2 separate regions of the Homo sapiens genome follow, and region 1 is linked to region 2. Evidence: chromatin loops called from intact Hi-C (ENCODE). Cell type or tissue: mesothelial cell of epicardium. All regions are shown on one strand. Links, peaks and the distances in the headings refer to the core of each region. The heading gives the core; the rest is flanking DNA. Region 1 overlaps EFCAB14 (EF-hand calcium binding domain 14). Region 2 holds the start of KNCN (kinocilin).

What was found. A loop is a pair of places that touch in the nucleus more often than their neighbours do. Peaks named below come from ENCODE experiments on the same cell type or tissue, not always from the same donor. Only the 100,000 strongest peaks of a DNase experiment are listed, where the experiment ranks them.
Region 1: it touches region 2 in a loop (10-fold over the local background); 4 of 110 quality-filtered maps call a loop at or near these places.

Annotation. Positions count from the first base shown.
Region 1 is chr1:46,692,806-46,708,115 of GRCh38, forward strand. It overlaps EFCAB14 (EF-hand calcium binding domain 14), which reads right to left. Exons shown (of 11, transcript NM_014774.3): 3 at 15,101-15,246; 4 at 3,746-3,844. Among named protein-coding and RNA genes, the nearest start is that of EFCAB14, 19 kb to the right of the region's middle. In mesothelial cell of epicardium, for the core only: no CTCF peak of the experiment used is centred there; no DNase peak of the experiment used is centred there.
Region 2 is chr1:46,542,162-46,557,471 of GRCh38, forward strand. KNCN (kinocilin) reads right to left here and starts at 9,486. Exons shown (of 4, transcript NM_001322255.2): 1 at 8,904-9,486; 2 at 7,773-7,841; 3 at 7,032-7,106; 4 at 3,480-5,648. The coding sequence starts at 9,054. The coding sequence ends at 5,569. It overlaps MKNK1-AS1 (MKNK1 antisense RNA 1), which reads left to right. Exons shown (of 8, transcript NR_038403.1): 3 at 1,533-1,607. MKNK1 (MAPK interacting serine/threonine kinase 1) reads right to left here. Exons shown (of 13, transcript NM_001135553.4): 13 at 15,246-15,310. RefSeq lists enhancers at 5,171-5,671, 5,672-6,172, 7,609-8,248, 13,706-14,207, 14,208-14,707. In mesothelial cell of epicardium, for the core only: no CTCF peak of the experiment used is centred there; a DNase peak (open chromatin) is centred at 7,630.

The sequences.
Region 1 (15,310 bases), core at 4,757-12,756, 150 kb after region 2:
GACTCTTTCTCTATCAATCAAACAAGTAATTTTCTTAATTTAAATGATTTTTCCTAGAGGAAAACCAAATCTTCCCTAAAGAAAAAATATTAGTTTATAAATCTGGAACCCAGGGATAAGGTTCTCTCACAAACTGCCTCTGTCAATCCCTGCTGTGGGAAGGCAGATGGCCGAGCTAACACAGTAGACTGCCACTTGTTAGGAGCAAAGGACACTTCGAGCAAAAGTGGGAGGGAACCATATCTGGCTTTGGGAAACTCAATACTGCAGAGATGAAAAAAAAGTAGAATCCTGTCAGCAACCACTGAATAGGGATATGAGTAGTGGCTTACTTTGCTTTCATTAGCCCTAAAAAGCCCAAGTGGACAGGGAACTTGGAGATATAATTCAGAAGCCATGTTTTAAAAAAAGCCTGTCCTAAGGGAACATCTAAAAGGGTGTTACTATTCAGTGAGTTTTGGCCTTTTCAAGACATGCTGACAGTTTTACAGTGCCACATTAGTATTTTTAACCAAGGTCATTTTTATTACACTGATATCCAAGAATCCAAGAGAACACGAGATGACACTAATAAAAATTACATGAGATACAATAAAGTTAGGTATTTGGCATGACCTACCACTTCAAAACTGAGCCACTTGAAAGAAACACAGTGCCTGGCATGATAAACACACAGATTTGCAAAGAGACAACACACTGGGTAAAAGTATCTAAGCTGGTTTGCTATCTATGTAAGCTCTGTTGCTATCTATGTAAGCTCTGAATGCCTGTTGCAAAAGCTACAGGCATTCAAAGACACCTACTGTTTGTGAATCCAATCCTCACTGGCTGGATGTATGAACCCATTGGGATGCCAGAAGATAGTAAGCTCTTGTTTAAGGATTTTTTTTTTCTTTTCTTTTTTCCCCTAAGGAAGCAACTGACAGAGCCATGTGAACTCTGGAGCAAAACTCTGAAACTAGTATTCCCATCAACAGCAAAGTGCCTGGTACATACTGGAGGAAGTTCCACAAATGTTTATTGAATGAATAAATTCAAGAATAAACCAGTTTCCTTTTCTGGTACCAAAACAGAGATATAGACCAATGGAACAGAACAGAGCCCTCAGAAATAATACCACACATCTACAACCATCTGATCTTTGACAAACCTGACAAAAACAAAAAATGGGAAAGGATTCCCTATTTAATAAATGGTGCTGGGAAAACTGGCTAGCCATATGTAGAAAGCTGAAACTGGATCCCTTCCTTACACCTTATACAAAAATTAATTCAAGATGGATTAAATACTTAAATGTTAGACCTAAAACCATAAAAACCCTAGAAGAAAACCTAGGCAATACCATTCAGGACATAGGCATGGGCAAGGACTTCATGTCTAAAACACCAAAAGCAATGGCAACAAAAGCCAAAATTGACAAATGGGATCTAACTAAACTAAAGAGCTTCTGCACAGCAAAAGAAACTACCATCAGAGTGAACAGGCAACCTACAGAATGGAAGAAAATTTTTGCAATCTCCTCATCTGACAAACGGCTAATATCCAGAATCTACAAAGAACTTAAACAAATTTACAAGAAAAAATCAAACAACCCCATCAAAAAGTGGGTGAAGGATACGAACAGACACTTCTCAAAAGAAGACATTTATGCAGCCAACAGACACATGAAAAAATGCTCATCATCACTGGCCATCACAGAAATGCAAATCAAAACCACAATGAGATACCATCTCACACCAGTTAGAATGGTGATCATTAAAAATCAGGAAACAACAGGTGCTGGAGAGGATGTGGAGAAATAGGAACACTTTTACACTGTTGGTGGGACTGTAAACTAGTTCAACCATTGTGGAAGACAGTGTGGAGATTCCTCAAGGATCTAGAACTAGAAATACCATTTGACCCAGCCATCCCGTTACTGGGTATATACCCAAAGGATTATAAATCATGTTGCTATAAAGACACACGCACACTTATGTTTATTGCGGCACTATTCACAATAGCAAAGACTTGGAACCAACCCAAATGTCCATCAGTGATAGACTAGATTAAGAAAACATGGCAGATATACACCATGGAATACTATGCAGCCATAAAAAATGATGAGTTCATGTTCTTTGTAGGGACATGGATGAAGCTGGAAACCATCATTCTCAGCAAACTATTGCAAGGACAAAAAACCAAACACTGCATGTTCTCACTCATAGGTGGGAATTGAACAATGAGAACACTTGGACACAGGAAGGGGAACATCACACACCGGGGCCTGTTTTGGGGTGGGGGGAGGGATAGCATTAGGAGATATACCTAATGTAAATGATGAGTTAATGGGTGCAGCACACCAACATGGCACATATATACATACGTAACAAACCTGCACGTTGTGCACATGTACCCTAGAACTTAAAGTGTAATAAAAAAAAGAATAAACCAGTTTCCTTTTCTAATGCAAGACTGTGAGAGCTGCTTCTGTACTAATGGCTACAGAAGCCTATCATTTCCTGAATTGGCCCTAGGAACAACGGCAAGAATCTGGCCTCATCAGAGTTGTCCCTACCCCTTTTTTTTCCCCCCGAATTTGTAAGTAGATGGCCACATTGGACAAGTAGCAAATTATGGAGACTGAGCACACACAGATGGTGTGGCTATAAAATAGCAAATTTTGTCTTCGCTTATGGCTTAGAAATTTCTTGCTCCTTTGTGGAAAGAATTCATATGCTCATAGACCCTGGCACATAATCTGACCAAACTTAGCACATATTTTTATAATTCAAAGATCCTAGATTTGATATCCACCGTTTGGGGAATCCCTTCTTCCATTTCCTGTGTCAGGGGATGATGTTCTTTATGTTCGAATTAGGCACCTCTTCTGCCTTCCTACCCCTATCCACTCTTCCCGTCCATCTCTAAGGATCCCTGAGTACTATTCATCTGGTTGGTCACAGCTCACTGTAGCCTCAACCTCCCAGGCTCAAGTGATCTTCCTACTTCAGCCTCCCATGTAGCTGGGACTACAGTTGTGTGCCACCATGCCCAGCTAACTTTAAAATTTTTTGTAAAGACGAGGTCTCCCTATGTTGCCCAGGCTGGTCTGTAATTCCTGGGTTCAAGTGATCCTCCTGGCTCAGCCTCCCAAAACGTTGGGATTACAGTCATGAGCTACCATGCCCAGCCTCCAAAGTGATTTTTACCAATTAATACTCCTAGCAGGAGCAGGAGTGTTTGAAAATTTCCTTCGTTCCACATATCCTTGCCAACACTTGTTTCCTGAATTTTTAATTTTTGCATTTCCCCAGGTCATCTTTTTTTTTTTTTTTTAACTTTCTTAATTATGGAAAGTAACAGAGATTTAGGGTAACTATCATGTACAATTGGTCTGCTTTGATGAAGATATTGTGAGTGGTGAACTGAAAAAGCAAGCTGAAAAGCGAACCCATATATGCTAACACAAGAGTGCCAGCAGAGCAATTCTGGGACTCAGAGAGCCAAATAAAAAGGTATGAACCCATATAAATCACAGCTGAGGTAACCTGTTGCAAATTAAAGGCCTAACTAACCAGACCAAAACAAAATTGTTCTGAATTCTTTAGGACACAGTGATACACTCCATTACTGCCCTCTTGGAGCAGCTGATTTCAAATGCTAGGCTTTCAATGAAAACTTATAAGAAGCTAGAATTATGGCAAATAGTACCCACACATGGCACCTACCTTCTGAAGTCTCTGTACCCACACATGGCACCTACCTTCTGAAGTCCCTCTACAGTGGTAGGCAGGCTAATCAAGTCTGCAGCTGACTTAACATTGGCTTTGAGGTGGTTCACTGCAGAAGTCAACAGAGAAATCTGAACAAAAAAGAGTAACAAACAATGAAAACAAATGAGAATTTGTAGAGGACACGTTACCTTCACAAACTCTACGGTTGGTGATGTCAAGATAGTCTAGGATTTTATGTGTTTCTGCAACCCTGTCAGCTCACAGAAGTAAAGGAGACAGTACTTTGGATAGAGTTGGGATCTGGGAGGCAACAATAATACCCCTTCTTTCCCTGCCCAATTTGAACACTAGTGTCAAAGAGTGAAGGCAAGTGTTATTCTTTACCCTGTCCTGGCAGCACAAGATCCCAAAATCTTAAATTACTCAAAAGATGCTGTAATTATCACACACTCCCTCAACAATTGGACAGGAAGAAAGCTAATGATGAAGGATCACTTCAAAATTTCATTTTGGTAAAATGTAATACCTCAGTAATTTACCAAACTTTTGTTCCTGCCCAAGTGGGAACATATAAAGTAAAAGCCCATCTCACAAAATACAGTCTACAGGAACTGCACTCTGACAATTTGAACAGCACTTTCAACTACTTGGGGATTTGGTTTTGGTTTAAAAATGTGACTAATATTTCAAACTCAATAGCTCTACCAGAGCACTACTTTGTATCCTGAAGGGGCTCAATAAATACTCACTGACTCACTGACTGATGCAATGTATGTATTAAAATAGGAATTTAATCAAAATAAAATGAGGCTTCCGTTCTGCTATTTAGGCATAGAATTCTAAACATCTAGACTTCGCTCTTGAATGGGAACTGGGGGAACCTGTGTAATAGTCAGTTTCAGGCTGCAGAGACAATATTCTAAAAGCTTTGCAGTTTGGCTCGAAACACTTGAAAGACTCTTAGTTCTAAACCGCTTTCCCATTCTAAATTCTAGGATGAGAACACAGATCTACCAATAGCAATTATATTCAGAGTGGCCTCAGAGTACCCACCAGTTTCTGGGCACTTGTTATGGGCCAAGCACAGTGGTAGGCACTGGGGGGTGTAAGACAAAACAGAACCTGATTCCCTACTCATTCCTTTAGCAAATGTTTGGCATCTCTGTGCCAGACACTGCTGCAGTCATTGTGGAGACAGCAGAGAGGCAAACAAGACCATGAAGCTCTGCTCTCATGGAGCATACATCCTAGTAAAAGGTGACAGAAAAACAAAGAAAAGAAATCAGATTGTAATAAGTACTGTGCTAAGAATTTTTTCCTTTCTCTCTCTCTCTTTTTTTTTTTTTTTTTGAGACAGTCTTGCTCTGTTGCCCAGGCTGGAGTACAGTGCAGTGATCTTGGCTCACCGCAGCCTCTGCCTCCTGGGTTCAAGTGATTCTCGTGCCTCAGCCTCCTGAGTAGCCGGGATTACAGGTGCATGCCCCTACACCTGGCAAATTTTTGCATTTTTAGTAAAGATAGGGGTTTCGCCATGTTGGCCAGGCTGGTCTTGAACTCCTGGCCTTAAGTGATCCACCTGCCTTGGTCTCCCAAAGTGCTGGGATTACAGGCATGAGCCACCATGTCCGGCTATGCAAAGAATTTAATTTAAACAAAGCTCCCTGAGTAAGTAGTAGTAGCTTGGTCTGAGACAGGGAGTCTGGTAAGGAGCCTGGGAACTCGGGAACTCAAGTTCTCTTTTCCCTCTTTTCTTTTAGAAGGCAAAAGTTCAGAGGCTTAAGATGAATTTTCAGCCACTCACTAATAAAACAAATACTACTGGACCCTATTATTCACCACTGGTGAACAACACAGATGTCAGGGATCCTGTGGTGTTTACATTTTAGTGCAAGCAGACAGACACTTTTATATAGAAAAATATCAGATAGTGGGAAGCACTAGAAAAAAATTAAAATAAAGTAACTTGACAGGAGTGACTGGGTAGCAACTTTTAGACTGATCGGTCTGAGGAGGCCTCTGTAAGGAGATAAAATTTAAACTGAGATCTGAATAGTAAGAAAGAATTAATCATATGAAGATTGGATGAAGCCTATTTCAGGGAAGAGGGAACTGCTAGACCAAAAGTCCCAGTACAGGAAAGAGCTTGGCATATTCAGAGAACAGAAGTTTAGGTGGCAGGATCTCATAATGTGTGTGTGTATGTGAGAGAGACAGAGAGACAAAGTAGGTGGTGAGGCCAGTTGTGCAGTAAAGTGCCAGAACAGACAGGACTCTGTAAACCAGAACAAGCACATGGGTTTTACTTGAGGTGTGATAGGCAGGGGTGTGTAAGCAGGATAATTACATGAATGGAGACACCTTGGAGGAAGACTACTATGGCTGTCAGTAGAAATGGAGAGACCAGTAAGAAGGAGATCTGTGTAGTCTCGGCAAGAGATAATGGTGGTTTAGACTTGAGTGGTAGTAGAGGTAGTAGCAGAAGTAGAGATGATACGATTTGCTGGGACTGGGTGTTAACAGTGGGGAAGATAGAAGAATTAAGGGAAACTCTTAGGTCTCTCACCTCAAGGAGCTTTCAATATAACTGAGAGACAAGGCAAGAGTACATTAAAGAAACAATTAAGCATTAAACGTGATACTGAATAAAGTTCTGAGAAAAGGATATCAATGCAAGCTGAAAGAAACAGGCTTCGCTGAAGGAGGACTCAAATTGGACTCTGACAGAGAAGTTAGAATTTTATACATAAAAACCAAGCAGGCATTCTTTCTAGGTTAGAAGGGTGAGGGTGGCATCGGGGGATAGGGAACACAGTATGAACAGGCTCAGGAGTACTTTCTTTTCATAGCACTTCTCAAAGTGACAATGATTTGTTTAGGTGGTTATTTGATTGAGGTTTCTCTCTTCCACAAGACTATAAGCTCCACATGATCAAGGACCATGTCTCTTTTACTTTCCACAATACCCGTGATACAAAGACTGGCATTTGTTGAATGAATGGCTGAGAATTAACACTCTGTGTCTGGGATGGACATTGAGAAGGCTAGTCTAAGCAGAGTAGAAGACAGAGGCCGGGGGGTAGGAGATAAGGCTAGATAAGTAGTGAATTTATTCTTTTCATCAGTAACTGGGTATAATAATAATAACAACAACAACTATTTAACAACTATCTTATAAGGATACGTGATGGTTTCAAAATATGTCTACAAATTCTTTGATAGTCTTCTTCCCTTCAAGAGGTGAAACCTACTTCCCCTTCCCTAGAGTGTAGCCTGACATAAGTAACTTGCTTCTACAGAAGAGAATAAAGTGGAAGTGACAACTGGCAACTTTAGAAATTAGGTCACAAAAGGTCCTATGCCTTCTTCTTTGCTCTCCTTGGATTAGTCACTCTGGGGAAGGGAGCTGCCATGCTGTGAGGACACTCGAGTAGCCCCAGAATGACAAGTCCATGTTGGGAGGAACTGAGGCCTCCTACCAAAAGCCATGTGAGTGAGGAACCTCCAGCCCCAGTCAGACCTCCAGGTTATAAAGACCCGGATGACATCTTAATTGCAACCTTAGAGATCTTGGCCAGAACCAGTCTGCTAAGCTGCTCCCAAATTCCTGACATATAGAAACCGTAAGATACTAAATGACTGTTGTTTTAGGCCACTAAGTTTTGGGGTAATTTGTAACCAAGGAACAGATGATCAATACAGGCTATGAGAATTAAATGAGACATATAATCAAAGCTCTTAGCATAGTACCTGGTACAGATGAAATATCAAATAAGTGACAGTTCTTTAATAGTGAAATTAATAAGCACTAAAACATGCAATTCTACATAAGGACTCCAGAATAACCAGACTAATCATCAACATTGTAACTCTGTTCATTTAAAAACAAGATGGGTGAGAAACCTCAGTCCACAGAGATACTCTCAGCAAACCATAAACTTCCTAAGAGAAGCAATTACATTAAGGAGGTTTTCACTCATGCCTTTAAAAAGATATGAATGATATCCAGGTTTGAAAAGGACATATAGAAACAGGCATTTTCATGCTCTGCTTATGGGAGTATAAATTAGAGAAGACTTGTAAGAAGTTTATCTAGGAATATCCATCAAAATTTGAAATGTTTATATTCTTTATTTTAGCAATTTCATGTCTAGAAATCTTATAAAATAGCTCATGTACATGATATATTTTTTAAAATAATTTTTCCTTATTTGTAACAGCAAAATACTAGAAACAATTTAAATGTATATCACTAAGAATGTGCATATATTCAGTGGAAAAGCAAGCTGCAGAACATATATTGAATGACCTTATTTATTTACAAACACACACGCATGTTAACCCATAGGCTAATTCATACTAAAAACTATTATGATTTTGTAAATAGAGAACTAGGAGGATGAAGCCCACATTACTGACTGGACACCTATGGGGGCATGAGAGAGAGAGAGAGAGAGAGAGTGAGTGAGTGTGTGTGTGTGTGTGTGTGTGTGCATGTGAGATGGGAACACAGAGATGGGAATTGAAGGAAAATTTTCATAGGATTTCTGTATGTGTTTTATAGTTTAAACCTTATATAAGAATCCACTCACAAATTACTTAAGAAATTTTTAAAAAGACAAAAGATGAGAAAGAAATACACACACAGGAAAAAGACGCCACATAACTTTGCAAAGGGTTTGATGGGTTTTCTTGGCTGACCCTTTCTTCCATGCCCTCACGGGGCTTTCTGAGACCACTGTAACATGCCCAATCATAAAATGCTAGGAAGGGTTCCTGCCCCAGGTATGTTTTCCTTAGTGCCCCAAAGTATGTACACAGTTGGTTCAAGATCAGTTTGAAGGGCAAGACTATAGTTATTCCTAATACTCTTATCAATTATGTAGTTACCTTTCAGCCACCTGAGGGGACAAACACCTTCCTCCACTGACAACTGGCCAGATCCTAAAGGAAGAAGCTGTTCTTTGGGTAAAAACTCTTCTTCCAGGTACTGAAAGTTCCAACCTCCTGAGGCTATGGCAGAGTGCATGGCTAATCAGAAGTATCTCGGGAATGGTAGTGGTCTCACAAAAAGCCAGTGTGACTGGTTGGCAGCTGCCGTTTCACCCAAAGTTAAGAAGCAGCTGAAAGCCAATGCCAGCAGGATCGAGTGAGGTGCTGCTGCACTTTTCTCTGTGCTGCAAACACTCTATGCCTAGTGTATCAGCTGCCTCACTGCAAAAGCATGCTCTGGAGAGCTGACCATTAACTTTCCAGGTACCAAACATCACTTAGGTCTTCTTACTCACTTATAAAACCTGGATCACCCACTGTTCCCTAGGACTTGGCTATTTAACCCATAAATTACAAAGCTGGATTCCGTCTTCTAGCATTTCTCTCTTCAGTAAAATAATGCCAACATCTGTGGAAAGCTATAGCAAAGCTTATATATGTAACTAAAATGGAGATGAGGCACCCTCCCATTACTTTCTCTGGAATTGCTCTGGCCTCTAACAGATGCATTCTAGAATGTCAGATCAGATTCAGGCATTAGAAAAGTCACACTTTGGAATTCAGAGTCTAAAAAGTTGAATTAAATAGAACCCATTAAGAAAAATCCATATTCCAGCCAAAAGATGAGTCATGACTTTTATGCATATTACATGACTTTTCATTAGAAAAATTAAAAATAGCTACAGTAGACCATTTGCTTAATACATCATTTTATACTATGAAGTTGGAAATGCTGCTTTTTTGCTTTGGGGTTGAAGTTAAGTGTCCTTTAAATAGTAAAGAAAAAGTTATTAAAACAGACAATCATCAATGATGAGTGATTATTAGTCCTAGCAGGGACTCAGCATCATATCCTTTCAGCTTTATCTACTGAGCACCTACTGAATCCTACAGGGGCTACCAAGATGTAACGCAGCATGGGAAGCTGGAAAGAAGAGAGGCTTCCAGGACTTGAATATTTTACTTTTAGTATTGCTACACAGCTGAGTGACTGTGGACAAGCTACTTAACTTCTTTGAACCTCAGTGTTCTTAACTGTAAAATGGAGAGAACACCTCCTACTTCATAGGACTGTAGAAGCCAAGAAAGGAGATCACATGTGCAGTGCACCTAATAATGGCTGGCACAAAGAAAGCATTTAATGAATGGCAGTTATCGTCAATACCATCATCGTTATCATCATCATTGCCATCGTTTTCTTTATCATCATGCTTAAGGCTTAGAGTACAGTGTACAACTTTCTAGTGCAATTAGAAGTATATGCAAATAAGCATCACATAAGGTATTTGGACTGAGTGCTAAAAGAGAGCTACACAGAGTACTATAGGAGAAGGGCACTCAAGGTCCTTCTTGATACGGCTCTTGCTGACTTACTTATCTCTGGCCTTTTTTACCAAACCATACTGTAGCTATAATGAGTGACTAAAATTCCCTGAACACACCATGTTTTCATTCATCTATACTTTTGCACATATAGTCAATTCTCATTATTAGTGGTAGTTATGTTCTAGAAAACTTGCAACAAAACATTCAATTAGTGAATATTGAACAACTGTTCCTTGGGGAAACACAGGTTAGGTTCCTGTGAGTCCTCTGCTCGTACTTTTTTTTTTTTTGAGACAGAGTCTTGCTCTTGTCGCCCAGGCTGGAGTGCAATGGCACGATCTCAGCTCACTGCAACCTCTGCCTCCCGGGTTCAAGTGATTCTCCTGCTTTAGCCTCCCAGGTAGCTGGGATTACAGGTGCTCGCCACCACGCCTGGCTAATTTTTGTATTTTTAGTAGAGACAAGGTTTCACCATGTTGGCCAGGCTGGTCTCGAACTCCTGACCTCGTGATCCACCCACCTCGGCCTCCCAAAGTGCTGGGATTATAGGCATAAGCCACTGTGCCCGGCCTGCTCAATTTTTTTAAACTGATCAATACAATACATAACCTTGTTGTATATGTATTTCTGTTTAAAGACATCTTATTTAATGCATATTGTTGACTCATTAGCATTGAACCCACAGCCAGCAGAACCATAACTCATGCCTGAAAGAAGCCTATCTAACACATGTATTTTTTCCATAGGGAACATCACAGTCTCCCTGCACTTTGGAACAATAGACAACACATTAGCACTATGGCTGAGGGACATTTTTGAACATGGAAATCACCAAAAACAGCACAAAAATATAAAAAATATGGCATTAAATATATTGTGAAAAAGACACTGTTTACAGTATGAGAGCTGAACCAAGAAGGCAGCATGTCACCTTGTTCAAACTCAGCTGTATATATGCATGCTGGGTGACTCAAATTCCTTGCTGCTCTGCATGTGTTGATGAATGACTGCAAAAGTGCCACAAGTATAGATTTTGAGATTACAAATAAATTTACCAAGTACAGAATTGATAAATTATGAGGATCAACTGCACTAATGTTCTACCTAAAATATTCTTCTCTCTTTCTGTAGAATTCAGCTGGCCAACTCCTATTTGCCCTTCAGGACTCAGTTCAAGATCTCTAGGAAATCTCACCTGGCTCCAATCTAGGTGAGATACATACTTAAAAATGCCCTCACAATACTCATTTGGACCTATTTCTTTTTGCTTATCAGGCTGCTTTACAACTGTTTACTTTTCTATTTCCTCCATCTGATTATAAGATCCTTGAGGGAACTGGGGGCAGTGGCTCACATGTGTAATCCCAGCACTTTGGGAGGCTAAGGTGGGAGGATCACTTGATTCCAGGAGTTTGCAACTAGCCTGGGAAATAGTGAGACCCTGTCTCTATAAAAAAGAAAAAAGAGAGAGAAAGAGAAAGAAAAAAAATTAGCCAGATATGGTGGTGCGTGCCTGTAGTCCCAGCTACTCCAGAGACTGAGGTGGGAGGATCACTCGAGCCTGGGAGGTCGAGGCTGCACAGTGAGCTGTGATTGCATCACTGCACCCCAGCCTGGGTGACACAGTGAGATTGTGTCTCAAAAAAAAAAAAAAAAAAAAAAGGTCAGAGAGCTTGTTTGCCCATTCTGTTCTGCCATGTGAGGACACAACAAGAAAGTGCCATGTATGAAATAATGAGCCTCCACCAGACACCAAATCTGCTGGTGCCTTATCTTGGACTTCCCAGCCCCTGTTGTTTTTAAGTTACGTAGTCTACGATATTTTGTTATAGCAGCCCGAATGGATTTAGACAGAATCCAAAGCCTAGCTCCATAAAAGCAGCTAGGTAATTGTTGAATAATGTCTTCAAGGAAGGAGACTCCCTATAACAGTCAAGAGGGAATGAGTATAAAACCAGAGGTTTCATGAATAAAACAGAAAAGTAAATTAGATTTCAACTACTAATTTAAAGCTTTTTCAAGGGAAGATTTGATTTTAACTTTTTTTTTTTTCAAACTAATGGCTTTTTTTTCAGATTATATTAACTTCAACTTACATTGTGATAAGAACAGTTCTCGTTAAGTGATATAATAACACTTCTTGTTTGAGCCAGTTTGAATTGCTTCTAAAACAACTGCCACTAAAAGCATCTTAAGTGACAGTTATGTTTAGATATGGAAACATAGTTAAATATTACTTTAATTTTTCTACCTACTTTGGTTTAGGACAGATGCCTCTGACTTCAACAGACCATCAGAGATGTGTAACATTAATTTTAGAAAACCACTCAGACAGAGAGTGCTGAGCTCCCTTAGGAAACAACACAAGTCTCTGCTTTCCCATCACCAATGCTCTGGGCCTGCGCTCATGGTGAAGTCCTCTGTTATCAGGCTGGCTTCATAAGTCAGTCCCAGCATCTTTGAAGGCATATTGATGCTGAAATGGAAAGGGTTTCACTGCAATCTCTTCCAGTTTCATAGATGAAGCCCTAGGACAGAAGCAAACTTTCCTATTTATAGCAGGTTCTTGAATAATATTTTGTCCAATGTCATTTGGTTATAACGTTGATGGGAAAAAAATCTGACTCCTGGCTGGGGCCACTGTCTGTTTGCATGTTCTCCTCATGTTGGCATGGGTTTTCTCCAGGTACTCCCACATCACAAAACTGTGCATGTTAGGTTAGCTGGCATGTGTAAACAGTCCCAGTCTGAGTGTGAGCGTGTGTATGAGTAAGCCCTGCGATGGGGGTGGCGTCCTGTCCAGGGCTGTTTCCTGCTTTGTACCCTAAGCAGGATAGGCTCTGGCCACTCATGACCCGATCCTGCGCTGAAATAAACGGATAAATATTTTACTTGCTTTTATTCATCTTTTGTAAATGTATGTATCGCTCACGTTTATTTCAATGTTGAATACTAGATGTGTTTTGGTCTTTATCTAGAAGTGTAGTGATTTTTTTTTGTGGCCAGAAATGTGCCCTAGGAATTTAACTTTTTTTTTCTTTTTTTTGAGACAGGGTCTTGCTCTGTTGCCCAGGCTAGAGTGCAGTGACACGATTACAGCTCACTGCAGCTTCAAACTCAAAGGCTCAAGCAATCCTCCTGCTGCAGACTCCTCAGTTACTGGGACTAAAGGTGTACGCCACCATGCCCGGCTAATTATTTTTATTTTTTTCTAGAGACAGGGTCTTGCTTTGTTGCCCAGGCTGATCTGGAACTCCTTGGATCAAGTGATTCTCCCACCTTGGCCTCCCAAAGTGTTGGGATTACAGGTGTGAGCCACCACACCTGACCTTAAGTCTTCTTTATATTAATTAGCCTATGATAAAACTGGTTTCATTATATGCCATTTACTTAAGTTTACAGTTTCCAAAAACCTATCAATGACATTGAGATTTACTGTATCTGCCTTCTCAGGTGCTTCTTGCATTAAAAATAATGGCAGGCTAAGAATAAAATGATTACTTTGTGTCTAGCTTCCTGGTTAAAGAGAACTCAGAAACCAACATATGTACCAAAGATTTGAAAATCTATGTGTTTTCTCCCACCATGTACCAATATCCCCTTTGACTCTTCCTATAATGTCAGTTTACAAGAACGAGATGAAAAATAGATAGCTGACTTTGCCTTTTCATGCTGAACGGTATCATCCTCCTCTCAGAATGGTAAACTGCATGGCTGGCTACCTATATGGAATCCCCAGTTTGCCCCAGGAGAGATGCTGATTATCTTTCAGTGCTTCAATGTGGTCTACTTTCACCTGATGTAATTTGCTGTGTGAATTTAGGCAAGGCCAATTTCTCCCATCCTTTTTGCAAAAAAGGGGTGAATACCTGCTTTTCTCTAATTACTTAGAGTCCAAAGGTAAAGGACAGAGGGTAAATACTAGACGGCTGTAACTCATGAATTATTTCATGAATAATTTTGAAAGATTAAATAGAACTGAATGGAAAGTGTCATAAGGCACCATACACATTAAGAGTGAGCTACTGTTTCAGAAACGTTTATGTCAGTTACAAATAGGTATGTATGCGTTTACTGGGTAATGATGTAAAACATTTTTTACTGCAGGTTCCAGGCAAAAGTTTGGAAGTCACTGCCCCACACTATTTATCATTGGTCTTAAGTGCTGAACTGCCCCACTCCTGGACCATTGCTGAAAGGTGTGGCTTCAGATACATTTGCAAGCACTTTCTTCTAGCACAGCACTCCTTGTCACTACTGGCTCATTCTGAACTTTGTGATTCTACTCTGAACAAGACAATACCTTCTCAGCCCCAAGAAAAATAATATCTATTTTTAAGCACTTTGCATGTGTGTCATTCATCTGGTACTTGACTTTTCTTTTCTACACATATACATTTCCTAACTAAATGGAAAAAGTAGGGATGGGGCTATAGTTACCCTGTGACAAATATGGTATCCTTATACATACAAGATGCTTGATCAACATCCTTAGAATAAGCCTTTATTCTCTGGCAGAGTCCCACTTCTGGAATCAATGCCTACTCAACTCTGGTCAATTTAGGGACTGGAAAAGTTTATGTTGTATTAGGCTTATTTGACTGACCAAGGTATTTAACCAACTCCATCACCCACTCCTAAGCTATTCTTAGAATGACTACTGTTGATGATTTCCAGATTTTGTAAACTCAAATGAAATAAGCTCTCATTAGCTAATAAAAATGGGTTATCTACTTTTCTTGGGGGTTAGATGACACTCCTTTTTTATCTGACACCTATTCTACTATGTAGGAAAGGGTGATTCAAGAAACTTCCAACTTTCTCTCAACTGCTGTATTTAGTAGAATTATTTTCTTTTGCAGAAAGGATTAACATTTTAAATATCTGGTAAATGCATAACTATTTTACCTGACTTTAACATGCTGGGATTACAGTATGCAAAACCCCATTTCAAAAAGTAAAACAAACTGAAATGAATTCCCTATACCTACAATTCTCTATATCCTATTCATACTAAACAACCAAACAAATATTCATAGCTTACACAGCAAAAATCAAACTTTTAGTACCTGCTTATTCATTTCTGTGATGTTTATCCAGACTTTGTTCAAACCCATCTCTCCAGATTCAATCTTCTCAAGTTGTTTTTGCTTGCTGAGTAGTTCTTCATTAAGTTTGGGGATTTCTTGGAATGAGCTTTTCTGATTAGATTCCACTAAAAAGACAAAATAAGAACAATCATAACTAGCATAAAGTGCCCTCATGGTCCTAAGATGAAA
Region 2 (15,310 bases), core at 4,256-12,255:
TTCTGTCTGCATCTATCCAAGAACCCAAACTGCCTTATTTCCATTACTCTCTTGTAACTTCACTTGTCCCTTTGTCCTTCTGCCAAAGCTGCCAGCAAAGCCTCAATTGCAACAGTCTGGCTTTCTGCCACCTCAAGTCTATGCCTAAACTGCCAAGCCTTGTAGGTGAAAAAACCACAGCGGGGCGGCACGGGCCCTTTGTACATCCACATCCCTGGCATCACTGTGGTCCTTAAGGATCCCGGGAAACCTCCCACTTCCTAGTCTGAGCTCACCAACCCGTCACTGGACTGTACCTCCCACTGGATGCACCTAAGAAGGCCTCTCCCATCTTGAAACAAAACCCTTCTTCAACCCCACATCTGCCTCCAGCTAACACTCTGTCCCTTTCTTGAAAGCACTGTCTGCAGTATATATCTCATCTCCTTGTCAAGAGCCAATCCACTCCAGTCTGGTTTCTGCCCCATCACACCACAGACTGCTTTCACCAAGGCCACCAGCTGACTCCTTTTTGCTGAATTCCATGAACACTGTTCAACCCTTAGCTAACTTGACCTCTCCAGAGCTTGGGACCTACTGAAGCCTCCCTCCTGGAAACATACTCTTCCCCTGGGATACAGTTTCCTCAATTTCATCTTCGCCCACAGAGCCCACAGACCCAGCCAGAAAATCTGGGCTTCATCCTCAGCTCCTGTCTCCTGAGGCGTCCCTCCACACATTTGCCATCTATCACAAAGCCCTGCAGACTCTCCCTGCCAAGCATCCCAGAATCCATCCCTTCCTCTCTAGTCTCACCACTGCACCATCTCTCCTCCTAGGATCGTCATGGCTGCTGCCCAGCCCTGCCCCCCTCCCCACCCCCACCTTGATTTTGCTCTTGCAGGGCTGACCTCACCAGGTGTGTGAGCTCCCTGTGCCTGAGCCCTGAGCCTACTTTCTCTTCCCCTGGCTGACCCCAGCTCTACCTTCAGAGTGCAGCTGGGATGCTGCTTCCTTCCTTCCTTCTTTCAGATTTCCAAAACTCTGCAAATCAGGGCTCTTAAACTCCCGATACCCTCATGGTGCCATGACTCCTGTGTCCAGGTCTGCAGGCCCCAGCCATCTTCCTTGAGGGCCAAGATTATGTCCACCTTGTTTGTTGCAGTATCCCCAGCGGGGGGGCGGGGGGAGGAGCGGTGCCTGCCACTCCCCAGGTGAATATTGGTTAAATAAATGGCCCAGTGAATACTGGTTAAATAAATGGTGGGGGAGGCATTGGTCAGAGAGGCGTTTTCTGCCCTCCTGGCTTCCCCTGTCTCGGATTTGAAGTTGCTCTGTGCTCTCTTCTCTCCCATCCCCTCCTCACTTTGGGCCTTGGGGAGGATGTGGAGGGGACAGGTGAGATTCTAGGGCAGAGTCCTACCCAGTTCAGAGCAGGGCGGGGTCAGAGTGGAGCAGAGGAACCCCCGAGCCAGCGGCCAGTGCCTGCGGAGTGTCTCCCCTTCTCCTGCTCCCTCTCTATCTTTCTCACCCCTGTCCTCTCACGGCTACAGGTTCTTGACCACTTGTCTGGGCACTGCTCCTGTCTCCTGGAGCTCAGGCTGGATGGAGTCTCTCCCCTAGTTCAGGTAAGCGTCCCCTCAGCCCCCTCCCGCCAGCGTCCCCCAGCTCCTTCACTTGCCTGAGCCCGTCCGTGGACACTCCCCTGCGGGTCCGACCAGGCTGACCCTTGAGCACCCTGGGTCAGCAGGAAGGAAAGACCCCGAGAGCGCAGGACCACCAAGAGAGGCCGGGCCACCTCCTCCGCCGTCCGCTGACTTCTAGGGGCTGGGCCGGCGCACAGCAAGGGGGTTGGAGGTGGGGTCGCCCTCTCCCACGCGGCTGGGTTTCCAGGCGGTGTCCTGGGCCGAGCCGCTTGGAGATCCTAGATCAGCATGTGGGTGGGAAAGGGCGCCCCGTCCTGGGCCCCCCCGCCCCTGCGCGCAGAGCAGAGACGCGCAGACCCGCTCCCACTCCGCTTGGCTCCCTTGGAGCAGCCCCGGCGGCGGCAGCGATGGGCTGGGAGGGGCCGGCACGCTGGCCTGCGCGGGTCCCCAGCCGCCTCCCGCCACCCGGAACCCCTCTCCTTCAAGCGTTGACCGCCGACCCACAGCTCCCCTTCAACCCGGGGCGAGCGGGGTTCTTACCATACACCTCCCCTCTCCGCTCGGTTCCATCCTTCTCCCGTTCTCCTCTAGGCTTCACGGTTTGCAAGCACCCTTGCAAATAACTCCTAGCCCACCCACACCGTCTCGTCCGCACTTTCCGAGAGCCAGGCACGGATATATTGCAACTCACTCTAGGGCAGGGGGCAGGGGTACAAGTCGAACTGGCTCTGCCTTCAACTTCAAATGGATTCTTCTTTCTGGAGCGGGGCTGGAGCTGTGGGGCGGGGGAGGGGGGATTTTTCCAGGGATGGACTTGTTTTCAGCACCCCTTTCCCAATCAACCACCAATCCTGCACCCTAGAAAGGGGTGTGGACATGAGCCTGTCTAGGGAGTGACTCTATCTCCTGGTGGTGTGTGTAGGAACTTTTTGGGATGAGGGCTGGGGAGGAAGTGCTGGGCAGCAGGCCCACCTCAAGGCTGGGCGTGTGGGAGGGAGGACTGAGGTGTGCTGACTTTCCAGACCCTGGAAGAGTTCAGCTGAAAGAGCATCTCTCCAACCTCTGCCTTCGTTCGTTTACTCATCCATTCATAAACCCTACCCGATGTGACTGTGTGCCAGGCAGCCTTCATGCTGACAGTGGCCCTGTGGGGGAGGGCTACCATATCCTCCCTTTGCATCTGGGGAAAGCCAGGCTCAAGGCCCCACAGCCTCTTGCCCCAGCCCCTGGGAACCAGGATGTGAGTTTTATCTCCAGACTCCAGCCCCAGCCTGTGCAGTCCTCCTCCAGGTTGGCCCAGCAGGCATGTGACTTCAAGGAATCTGCTTGGACCAAGTACTCCCCACCTTTAGATCACTTGTGTGTTCTCAGCACCCAGCCTAGGGCTGGGCACAGTCACAGTCACAGTCCTGGTGTGAGAATGGCTATTGGAAAGAACCAATTTCATTTCTTGAACAGACCACGGGAAGAGCTTGGTTCAAGGACCTGTCCCTGTCTACGCCCCTGTCCCATGCTGAAATATTGGAGGGTTCTACTCCCTAACACTACCTACCATACCACCCATGCCAGCTAGGCCTGACCTCACCTTTTCTCGAAGTGTGAGGGGGAGAAGCCACATGTCTCCACATTGACTACTCCTGTGACCACAGGGAGGGAGTGGGGAGGTTGAGGTTGGGGATGTACTTGAGCAAAATGTATTGGGATATTCACCTGGGCTGGAGGGAAGATGTTTCAGGAAGCCCACTGCAGGGAAAAAGAGGAACTAGAGTCCCAGGATCAAGAATTTCCACTCAGTTTAAGGGTCTTTTGAAGCCTTACCCAGTTCTTCCCCAGTGGACATAGCTCTTGCCGTTGTATGCTTTCATTCCTTGATTTATTCCACCTGGTCCCCAGCATCTCTCTCTGCCTGGCCCTGCCAGGCATCGGGGATTCCATAGCCCCACCCTGGGGAGAGCATGGCTGAGAGGGGTTGATGGGCAGGGGGGAGGGAACCACACTCTCCACAGCTCAGTCTCCACATCCCCCATTCCCACCCCCTCCACCCTGGGGCATCTCTGGGGCACTGAGGTGAGGATCGAAGATGGATAGGAGGAAGGGTCTCCTCATTGATTGAGGAGGGACCAGCAGCCTGAGATATTGTTGATGATAATGAAGGAAAGGAGAAGGGGCAGGGAATAGGCAGCAGCTGGGTGGAGAGGAGGGCAGTTCAAAGAGAGGAAGTTGCTTCTCTCAGCTGAAGGAAACGAAGTCTCTACACCTAGCCAGCATTTGTGGAAGGCAGCCCCTTCATGGAGGTCTGTCGCACTGTTGTCAGAGAACTGATCCCTGCCACTTGTGCAGAGGACAGCAGAAGATAGAGCCTTGGATAGGGAGAGATAGGAGACCTGGCTGCAGGCCTGGCCCCGTGATCTTTCACCATGGGACTCGATGAGTCCTTTTTCCAGTGGGGCCTCAGCTTTCCCATCTGAGATGGACTCTGTGCTTCAGAAAACTTTGGTTTTTCCAACATCCACTGGGGTGTCGTCTGGGTGCCTGGCCCTCTGCTCCCACTCTCAAGAGGGGAAATAGACAAAGGCCACTCAGATTGGTCTGTGAAGGAGGGAAACCCTGGGGCTGGGAAGCACAGTGAAGTCAGGGGAGGCTTCTAAGAGGAAGTGCCGTCTCCATTGATCCTGGAAGAAGGACGTGATTTCTAGCTTGTCTTCTGCTCACTAAACCAGGCCAGAGGCCGTATGGAGAGGGTATCTCTGTAGAGGTCAAACAACTCTGCCTGGAGGGTGCAGGTGTGGAGGGAGGAACAATGTTTTCTGTGAGGCCACACCTGGGCCTCCTTGCTCTACCCACGGTAGATGGGACTTTGAAGTGGCTTCCCAGGGAAAGCCTAGGGAATTGTTTTTACATTAAATTGAATCCATTAACATTTATTAAGCACCTACTGGTCTGGTGCTAGACACTAGAGCAGGGGCAACGTTCAGTAGACTTAAGATGGTTTAATAATTGTTTTGTGAAAAGGAAGACTTCAGCCCTGCCTGAAAGGTGGCAAGACAGAGGTTGGTGGAAGAGAATGAGGAAACCACGTGGGTAGGAGATTTTTTGAACGGGGACTTTAAAAGTGGGGTGTTTGATAGGCAGACAGAAGCAGGGAGGGTGCTGGAGAACACAGGGCAAAGCTTGGAGACAGGAATGTGTTTTGCTTGTTCAGGGAGCAGTGAGAAGATGGGAGGAAGAGAGAAGTCAGATCACAAAAAGCCTTGAGTGGTGGAGTTAAGACACCAAGGGTCTCAGGCCTGGGCTCAGCTGAGAAGTTGCCTCCTCTGACCCCCAGGCGAAGTTGTTTGTACCTGTCCCTTTGTGAGCCCCCCAAATTCCCCCATCTGATTCACTGCTGCTCAGAGCCTGTCCCTGAGGAACTGCCAGGAGTTTTGATATTTGGAAAAGAATCTTGTCTAGCCCCTCTATTGGGCTAGTGAGCTCTAGAGCCCCTGGGCTAGACCGTGGGGGTGGAGGGTCCCTGTCTGTGGTTCTTGTGGGCCTGTGGTTCACTTCTGTAGCCGGGTTAGAGCAAGGGACTGGGGCATCCTGGTCATAGTCAGGGCCTTGGACCCCAAATTCCAGAGAAACAAATCAGTAGATTGAACAGGCAACAAAGCTGAGCTGCAGTCCAGAAAGAAAGGCCAGGGCAGGAGCCTGAAACATGGGAACCCTGTGGGGGCGTCCGGCGACACCTTGCTCCAGGTCCCAGCCCACACCAGTGGAATCCATTTTGGAGAGGCTTGGCCGGGCGAGTGCAAAAGGCCCCATTCCAGACACTGTTCCCAGCCGCTCTGGGGTCTGCAGGGCCTGGCTTGTCTCCGGTCCGGGTCTCCTAACCCAGGAGGGCACTGACATAGGGGCAGCAGGCAGGATGGGAGGGCAGGGCATGGGCAGCCGCTCAGACTTTGCCTCAGCATTCCTCAGCCCCCCGGGTCCCCGGCTTCAGCTTCTCCAGGGTCCTGCTCACGGTGGACAGGCTGCTGCGGGCTCCTGGGGGAGAGAACAGGGACGAGGACTGCCTCCGTAGACAGGTCCCCATGGAGTTGTCAGGGTCAGAGGAACTCAGAGGGACCCAAGGCCGGGGTGCCTGGTTGACCCCAGGGCAGAGCTGGGATAGAATGGGGAGAGGGGAGCATCCCAGGGGACAGTTTCAGCCCAGTTTAAAGAGGTACCTCCAGTCAGGATGGCTTTCAAGAGGGCAGCAGCATAGGCCGGGGGTAGAGGCGGGACCCCGGAGCCCACTGCCTGGTTTGAGCTTTGACTGCCGCACTTCCTGGCTGTGTGGTCTTGGGCATGTCACTAAATCTCCCTGTGCCTCGGTTGCCCCTTATGTAAAATGAAACTAATGATAGTGCTGCCCTCATGTGGTTGTTGTGAGACTTAAAAGAGCGAATAATAGATGAACAGGGCTGGGAACAGTGTCTGGAATGGGGCCTTTCACTGAGTATTAGGCATCCAACCCCTGGTGGCAGAGACTGGGCTGGGACCATCTTTGAGAAACTCCTGCCCTGGAACTTTCCAGGTGTGGGGTGGAAGAACAAGGAGATGCCCAGTTTGGGGTATGAACTTTAAACTGGGGTGGTTAAAGCTAGTACCCAAAGCTGGTACCCATGGCCTCTTTAAACTGGGCTGAAACTGTCCCCTGGCATGTCCCCCCCTCCCCATTCTATCCCAGCTCTGCCCTGGGCACTGGGAACCCCAGCTTGGGTCCCTTTGAGTTCCTCTGACCCTGGGAGAGATGGGAGAGGGGAGTGGGAAAATAAACTGAGGTATAGGACCTGGGGGAGGGGAAAGGGAGGGAGGGGAAGGGGCAGGGAGGTGCCCTCATTCCAGTGTCCACGCTGGGCAAGACAGAAGCCCTCAGAGTAAGCAAGAGGAGATCAGTTCAGCTTGGAGCAGCAAGGGTCTGACTGTGCACCTGGGGAAAGTGCCAGCAGTACCGTCTCCCCGCACTGGGGAGGCCCCTTCGGCATGCCGCTCAAGGCTCCCGGGCCCCATGGAGCTGCTCAGTCAGGGAGGGGAGATGAAAGATGGATTCAGGCTGGGCACGGTGGCTCACGCCTATAATCCCAGCACTTTGGGAGGCCGAGGCGGGTGGATCACCTGAGGTTGGGAGTTCGAGACCAGCCTGACCAACATGGAGAAACCCCGTCTCTACTAAAAATACAAAAATTAGCCAGGCGTGGTGGCACATGTCTGTAATCCCAGCTGCTCGGGAGGCTGAGGCAGGAGAATTGCTTGAAACCGGGAGGTGGAGGTTGCAGTGAGCCGAGATCATGCCATTGCACTCCAGCCTGGGCAACACGAGCAAAACTCTGTCTCAAAAAAAAAAAAGAAAAAAGAAGGATGGACTCGGGAATTTCTGGAACTTACCTTCCTTGTTGCCATTGGTGCTGGATCTTCCTTCCCCGTGGTCTGCCCCTGGATGGGGATGGATTCTTAGGCTCCCTGCAGGATGAGACCACCCCAAGCCCCCTGATTACTGAGCCATTCCCCAAATCAAGCCTAGGTTGGGAAGGGAAGTCCTTCTTGCTATCTAGTCTCCATCCCTGATGCTGTCTTTGCTCCACTGCATTCCTTTAGGTCTCACATGATCTGGGCTGATTTGGGCAGGAGAAAAAGAACTGGGCCCTTGAAGGAGAAAATGGCAGATCTTTTAGGGAGGTGAGGTCCCGGGGAGAACTGGGGCCATGAGAAGCCCCATAGGATTGGTGGAGATGGCAGCCTGTATGTGGGGAGCTGAGATGAGGTGGGAGCTGTGCAGAGGCTGTGGGGTCTTAGGGGAAATAGAGGGTCTTTCATGGGGGCTCAGGGATGGAGAGGGAGTTATTTAGAGATGTTGGAGGCTTTGGGGAGTCATAAAATCTCTCAAGGGAGATGAACTTCCCAGCTCTGAGCTGGTTCAGGCACCTTTGCTGCAGGCTGGATTCTGCCGTTCTGTAGTCATGGCAACGCCTGCACAACACACACACACACAGCAGCTCTAACACAGACAGCTAGCGCGGTCTCACACATGGGCTCATCCCAGCCACACAGTGGGTCACAGACGAGCACACAAAGGGTCTGGAACAGTCCTTGGCAGAGGGGTCTGCTGGGGTCAGGGAGAGGCCTCACCTATGGTAGGCAGGATGTGGTCCAGGTTGAACCGAGCCTTCAGGAAGGGGTAGGCCAAGATGAGGAGCCCTGAGAAGAGACACAGGGGGTTCTGTGATGGGGAGGAGCCTGGTGAGTGTTGAGGCTGTGGGTGGGCTGGGAGCCTGAGGGGTGGTTTGTGAGATATGGGTGTGCATGGGAGGAGCACAGTGTGCAGACTTGGGACTGTGAGTGTGTAAATGTGAGCCTGTGGGTGTGTGCATCTGGGTTGGTGGGGGCAGTGCCTGTTTGGGGAAGAGGCTACAGACTGTGAAGGCCCCACCTGCCTGGCTCCACCGTTCCTAAGTGAAGAGCAGGTTGCTGGAATGAGCCTGGCTGACACCACCACTGCGTCTCTGCTGTCCCCACGCTTCCCCAGGGCCCCCAGGGCCGGACTGGGTGCTTGTCCTCAGCATGTTCCTCCCCACCCAGACCTGGGGAGCAGGAGCAGTGGAGCCAGTCCTGCCTTGCCCGCCCCCGCTCCATCCCCCGATGAGCATCTGTGCCAGAACCCGCAGGTGTAGATACCTAAAGCCCCCTAGCCTGATGCTTCTGGTCCTGCCTTTGGCCTGGGCGGGGGCGGGGGGTGGGGTGAGGTGAGGTGAGGTGAGGGATGGCATTCAGCGTCACTGCGGGGCAATCAGTGGGCGTGGCCCCACACAGATAGATGGACACAGCTGCTGTGGAGGCAAACAGGGAAAGAAGACGAAACCCTTTTTCTGAGCTGGAGCCTGTCTTGGCTCAGAGAGTCCTCAGGAGCTCTGTCCTTTTACCTGCCGCCATCAACCCCCTGTTCCGCCCAGATAGGCTGATGAATCCCACCACAAATCCAGGAGCCTAGAGCTTGGGGCTGGAGAGCCAGTGGGAGTAGCCAGAAAAGAGTGTGACGGCCAGCTCTCCTTCTTTTCTCCTCCCTGTGGCTGGAAGGAGCCCCAGCGCGTCGCTCCTCTCCCGCCTGTGCCCCTGATGGCGGCCTTGCTCACACCTCTAGCTTCCGTTCTCCCCAGCTGATTCCTGCTGACCCAGCCCTTCCCTGTTCCTTGTTCACCTGACGATGCCCCTGCCCCCACCTCCAGAATCTCCCTTCCCTATCCCAGCCCAGCCCCTGCTCACCCAGAACAGCAGCGCCAATAAAGACACCGCCCATGGCAGCTGCAGCCTTGGATACGGAGATGCCGATAATGATGCTGCCAGCCACCAGCCCGAGAGCCACGCAGGCCAGCTGCAGGCCGCGGAAGTCTCTGCTGCTGATGGGGATGTCCATGCAGGCCCACCCGGGGCACTGCCTCCAGCCGGTGCAGTCTGGCCCCAGAAAAGTCCTGGAAGTTTCTGGGCTCTTGGATGTCTCCTTGTTGGCGCTCCAACTTCAGGGTAGGAGTTTCTGGGCAGTAAGATGATAGGTGGGGAACCCTGGGATTTATCTGCAGTCCTATTCCACTGCTCCACTACGGGCCCCCCAGTCCCACCTTGACCAGGGATCTGTACGAGGTCACCCAGCTTACTCTTCCTCTCTCAAAGCCCTCTGAAGCTGAAGCCCACCCTTGGGACTCCTGTCTGGCTACATTTCTGCTTTGGCTGCCAGAGTTCTAGGGAGCTGGGCCTGTTCCATAGGATCCTTCCCTGCCAGCCTCCACCCAGGAGAGTTCAAGCTCCCCTGCCCAGGACATCCTGCCCCAGCTTCCTAGAGCCACTTACTTGCCACTGAACCTCAGCCTATGAAAATTTAAAGCAATGAGAGGCAGGGTGAGGGGGGAGTTGGTCCAGCGGCCACAGGCTCCTCAGAGATGTAGGCAGCAGGGAGGTGCTGAGTTATTCATGAGGTTGCAATGTGAGTGGCTGTCTGGGTCCCAGGGCCCAGCGGGCAGTCAGCCCAGGTTCCACTGCTGGTTCCTGAGGAGGAAGAACGAGCTGGTGGCTTTGCATGTCGTTCAGAAGCCAGGGATGTGAGGAGACTCCTGATCACATGCTCAGGGCCCGCTGTAATGTGCTCTGCCCTTTGGCCTGGAGGTGCACCTGGGGTCTCTGCTTGGAGTCTGAGATAGACACACAGCAGGAGGCTCAAGAGACAGGAACTGCACCTGGTATGGAAAGCGGACAGGGAGAGGCATCCCTCCAAGTCTGCTCCCTACCCCTGCCCATCCCATCCCCATCCTGTCCACCTCTGGGCTCCCAGGTAGGGCTGAGGGCGTCCTAGTTTGAGGCTTGATCTCAGGGGACTCCCTTGTCCTCAGGTGGGCTTGGTACCCACCCCCCTTTTAGTGGCCAGTGGAATGGAGAGTGAACCCTTCTAGCCACCTTGGGGATCCCGACTGGGAGTGAAAGGGAAGAGCAGTGGTGGTGCTGGTGTGGGCAGGAGGAAAACACCTAAGGGGTAGGGTAGAGAAGAGGACTTGGTAGGGGCTAGGTGCCGGGAGTGGGAGGCTGGGTCATGGTTGGTGCCTTCCCATCCGCTGAACTGAGCACCTGCACCCAGCCTGTCTGAGTTACTTGCAGGATGCCCCACCCCAAGGCTGGGCAGTGGTCACCAATGCAGCCTAGCCCTGAGCCCTGCCCCGGCCCCCAGTTCCAGCCTTTATCATTCATTGCGTTATTTGGCCCTTTATGGATTGGGGACCCCCCAGTCTCAGAATATGGCCCCGGCCTGGCCCTGCACCTGGGCACAATTCCTAGGGTCCCATAATCCTGCTCGGAGTCCCGTCGCCAGCCTCCCTGGCCTCTCTTTGGATGCCCCCTCTCTGCACTGCATCTGCAGTCTCATATTGCCAGGCTCAACTTCTTGTTCCTCCACCTGCCTCCATGGCTGCCCTGTTCTTGTTCTATCTCCTCTGTAGGCTGAGAGCCCCTTGAGGGCAGGTTCCAGGAGTGAGCTCCCCAGAATGCTGTGGCTGGGAGGGACCTGAGCTAGGCTTCTGAACATGAGGACAGAGTTCAGGGAGAGGGCTTGGACTGCACAACCACCTCCAGTCATCAAAGAGGAGGGCTGTGGACACAAGGGAACCTCTGTCTCTAACAAGAGGCATTCCTTGTATGTGGAGAAGGGGGCCTGAGAAGGCCCAGGGTCACCTGAGTTGGAGCTTCGGCTCATGATGAGTCTGTAGAGAGGGGTGACTGCAGCACACAGATGGGCCCTGGACTGTGTTCCTGTTCCCCACAGAGGGAACACCCCTGGAGCTGGGCATTCCCCAGCCACGGTGCTGCTGCCAGCATCTGCTGTGCCTCCTGCCTGGATGAGATCTGATTATTCCTCTAATTAGGCATCAAATCATAGCCCATGTCTCTGTCACACATAATTGATCCCCCACTGACTTAGTTTTAGAAGGAGCCACCAAAATAATTGTCCATGAAACGTGTTCCTTGCTCCTCTCAAAGTCTAAGGCTGAGGGCGACTCTCTCACACCCTCACCAAGATAGAAGCTCTTGGGGCCGCGTTTTCCACCTCGCACTATGGGGCTCGGGCCAGCCATTCCACCTCCCTGAGCCCACTGCCTTGTCTGGTGATGGGGATGGGGGTGGCAGAGGCACCTGTGCACTGCTTCAGATCTCAGAAAACACTGTGATCTCAAAGGAGAGGCACGTTAAGCCTTTTTCAGTTCCAAGATCACAGAACCAGGGCCGTCCCAGCTCTTCATATAGGTGGGGAATCCAAGACATGGGGAGACAGAGGAATTGCCCCAGAGTCCTCATGGATTCTGCCCCTCTGGGAAGTACTCTGGCCTATCTGCCCCTGAATTTCAACACTGTCTTAGTTGAGGTGGGAGGAACTGGCAGACCCACCTTCAGAGGGAGACATTGAGTTAAAAAATTAGTCAAGGGACCAGGCACTGTGGGATTACAATCCCAGCACTTTGGGAGGCTGAGGCGGGAGAATTGCTTGAGGCCAGGAGTTCAAGACCAGCCTGGGAAACATGGTGAAACCCTGTCTCTACAAAAACAAAAATTATCCAGGCACAGTGGTGTGTGCTTGTAGTCCCAGCTACTTGGGAGGCCGAGGTGGGAGGATCGCTTGAGGAGGAGGTTGCAGTGAGCTGAGATCACACCACTGCACTCCAGCCTGGGCGATGGGTGTGAAATCCTGGCTCAAACAAACAAACAAAACAAAACAATGAAAATCAGTCAAGGCCTGCCTCTTTCCCTCAGGACCAGGAGTGCATCATTAAAGGTTCCCAAAACAGTTGTGATGTAGAGAGGGAGGCCTGCCAATTCTTTCCTCAGTTTGGGCTATATCATCTCTGAAAAAGAAAATGTGTGTCCTTGAGTGACGTGCTCAGAGCAATAGGTAAGTGAGTTCAGGAACCTCTCTGTGAGCCATGCTGAGAGGGAGGCCCAAGGCACCAGGGCTCCATCGCCCCACCAACCCTCCACCCCTCCCAAGGATTGGAGCCTCCCCGCTGAACCTGGGTGCTCTTGGAGGCCACAGTTCTCAGGCATGGCAAGGCCACGGGCACATTGCTGAGTTCCATCACCCAGTCTCTTCTCTCTGTCTCCTGCTGAGGCAAGGACTGTGGAGCGTCTGCCCATGCTCCTTCCTTCTCAGTGCACCAAGTCCAAGTGTGGCGTGGGGGTGGGGAGGAACAGTGGGCGAAAAGGCCCCAGTTTGGTTTGGTTCTGTTTATTTTCCTTGAGGGGTGAGAACCCTGGAAAAGAGCGTGATTAATTCACCAATCCCCCGGGGGACAGGTAGCTTTCTTGGACCATTTGGAAGCTGAAGTCAGGGAAGTGGCTTCCAAGGCAACTGCTACCATGGCAACAAGAGTGCCAGCCTTTGGGGGACCTTGCTCCTCAGCCCCCTCCAGACCTGAAGCGGCTGGAGTGCTGGCATGGGACCAAGGCACCACTATTCATGGGGCTGGGTGTGGGAGGGCAGTCGGCCAGGAGGGAGGAGGCGCCCCCAGAGCCCAGGCAGGTAGACACACAGAGGGACAAAAACTGGACGGTCCCTGTGCCCAGAGGCCCTCAGACTGGAGTCCTCAGGATCCAGCTGAATCAGGGCTGGGGCTGGGGCTGGGGCCAAGGCCTGATCACTAGGTTTGAGAAGAGAGACCTGAGGTTTGAGACACTCCAACTGGCTGGGACCAGTGCTCTCCTTCTAGGCCCCGCCCACGCATGAGCTCTGGAGCTGGGGAGCTGCCTTCCATTATCGCAGATCCTATGCCTGGAAGGGGCTCTGTGGTCTCAGAGCCTCCTCAGTGCATCTGCTGGATCTGCCTCTGTCCAGCAGAGCCAGGACTTCCAAGGTCACCAGTGAATAGTGGCAGAGGCAGTACTGGAACCCAGGGCTCAGGTCCGAACTTCAGGCTCTTCCTGTTGTGCCACAGCTGCCCCTCTGGGCCAGGGACTGCATCCCGGAGGGGTGGAGCAGCCTGTCTGCCGGAGGATCCTACAGAGGGACAGAGTCCTGGCTCATCTTAAGAGGCCCAGACCTACCTCCACAGCACACAGTGCTTCTGTAGAGTGCTCCCGGAGCCAAGGACCAGGGAGGGCTCGTCTCTAGCACTGGGACCATGAGTTGTGTAATTCTGCCCTGGTAGATAACAGTAAATACAGGAGTCCCCCATTATCCCTCGGGGACACGTTCTAAGGCCCTTGGTGGATGTCTCAAACCGTGGACAGTACCAAACTCTATATATACTATCATTTTTCCTATACATACGTATCTGTGATAAAGTTTAATTTATAAATTAGGTATAGTAAGAGATTAACAAAATAGAACAATTGTAACAATATATTGTAATAAAATTATATGGCTGTGGTCTCTCAAAATATCCTATTGTGTTGTACTCACCTATTTTGACCACATAATTCACTTAATTATGGAATTAAGCGAAACTGTGGATCAATGGGGACTACTTGATTAGCTAAAACTATAATAGCTAACATTTATGGAGCACTTACTATGTGGGCCTGGAACTGCTCTCAACACTTTGCATTCATTAATTTGTAACTTTCACAACAGTACCATGAAGTAAGCACTATCATCCCCATTTAGAGTTGAAGAAACTGACTCTCAGAGATTAACTGGCCCAAGCCCCAGAGCTAGTAAGTGGCAGAGCTGGGATTTGAATGCAGGCAGCACAGCGCGGCGTCCCAAGCCTTCCTGGAGGGAATTCCAGTTCCACCATTCCTAGCTGTATAGCCCTGGGCAAGCTATTTTTCCTTTCTCTGCTTGGTTTTCATGTCAAGTGGGATAAAATAATAGTACCTACCTCAGAGGACTGCTGAGAATTAAATGCTAATGCCCGTAAACTTCTTAGAAAGTACCTGTTACTTAGTAAGTGCATGACAATGCTGGCAAAACCAAGGTCAGCCAAAACCAAGGTCATGGCGTTTAAGCAGAGCCATGCAGGATGAGAGGGGCCTTGCCAGGTGGGCCAGGCTGGGGAGGTGGGCTGAGAAAGGGCACAGCTTGAGCCAAGGCACAGATGGGGAGTTGCAGCTGGGCAGGGTGTGGGCCAGGGGTGGAGAGTGCCTGACCCAGGAAGCCCCCTTGAAGACACGTTCCTGTTGGGCCTCCCACTAGGCCGGGCTGGGGTTCAGGGTTAGAACTCACATCCTGGTTCTGGGTCTCCAGGGGCTGGGAGTCTGTGGGCCAAAAGGATCAGATTTTGCAGGTCTGTTTTCCTCACCAAGCCCACTCCAGGTAGATGAAAAAGGGATGTGAGGGTGTCAGGGTTACTGTCAAGGGAAGACTGTCAACAAACAGTATGTATCATCAACGGGGAGGCATTCATGGCGTAGGACAGCTGGGGATGTGGCCCGTCACCTGCCCCAAGTGAAGAGCCCCTAATCCCATCTCCCCTCTCTGCCATCCCGAGGGAGAGCAGCTGTCATCAGCACCCAGTCCACTGCCCACTCAGACCTCCCTTGCCACCTCCTTGGGAACTTATAAAGGTCCTTTCCACCCCAGTCCTCTCCTGTCTGGCTCTGATGATCGCCTGGGACAATGGGCACTTTAGTGCCCACTTTAGTCCTTTGCGTGATGTACATGAGGGCTGTGGATAGGAGGTGCTATTTTTCTTTGTTGCATAGTCCCGGGCACATGACACACCCTTGATAAAGGCTTAGTAATGCTTTAGACAGAGGAGAAATTTGTTTCCTGCTTGTGGGCTGCTGGGCACAGAGGACATCTATTAAAGTACATTCTGGTCTCCTGTGTCATGGTTGCTGACACCACCTCTACCACTTGATGGGGAGATCCTAGAAAGCAGAGGCTGTTTCTTACTCATTTCTGGGTCCTGGCTCAGAAGAAGCAATTGATAAAAGTTTGATGAATTTCATTTCCTCACCTAGGAAAAAAATAGCAATTTCTCCTTCACTTTGTTTTTTGGGTCAAATACGGTTTTTATTCAGGGGTCCCAATAAGAGATACCTTCTCCCCACCTGGCTGGACTTAGACCCAGTTTAGAAGGCCAGTCTCCTCCTCAGGTCTGCAGGTAAAAAAAAAAAAGGACCACCAAATAGGCCACACATAGAATTTCAGTTTTATTAAAATAAGCACAATGTATAAAAGCACCGTGGTGTTG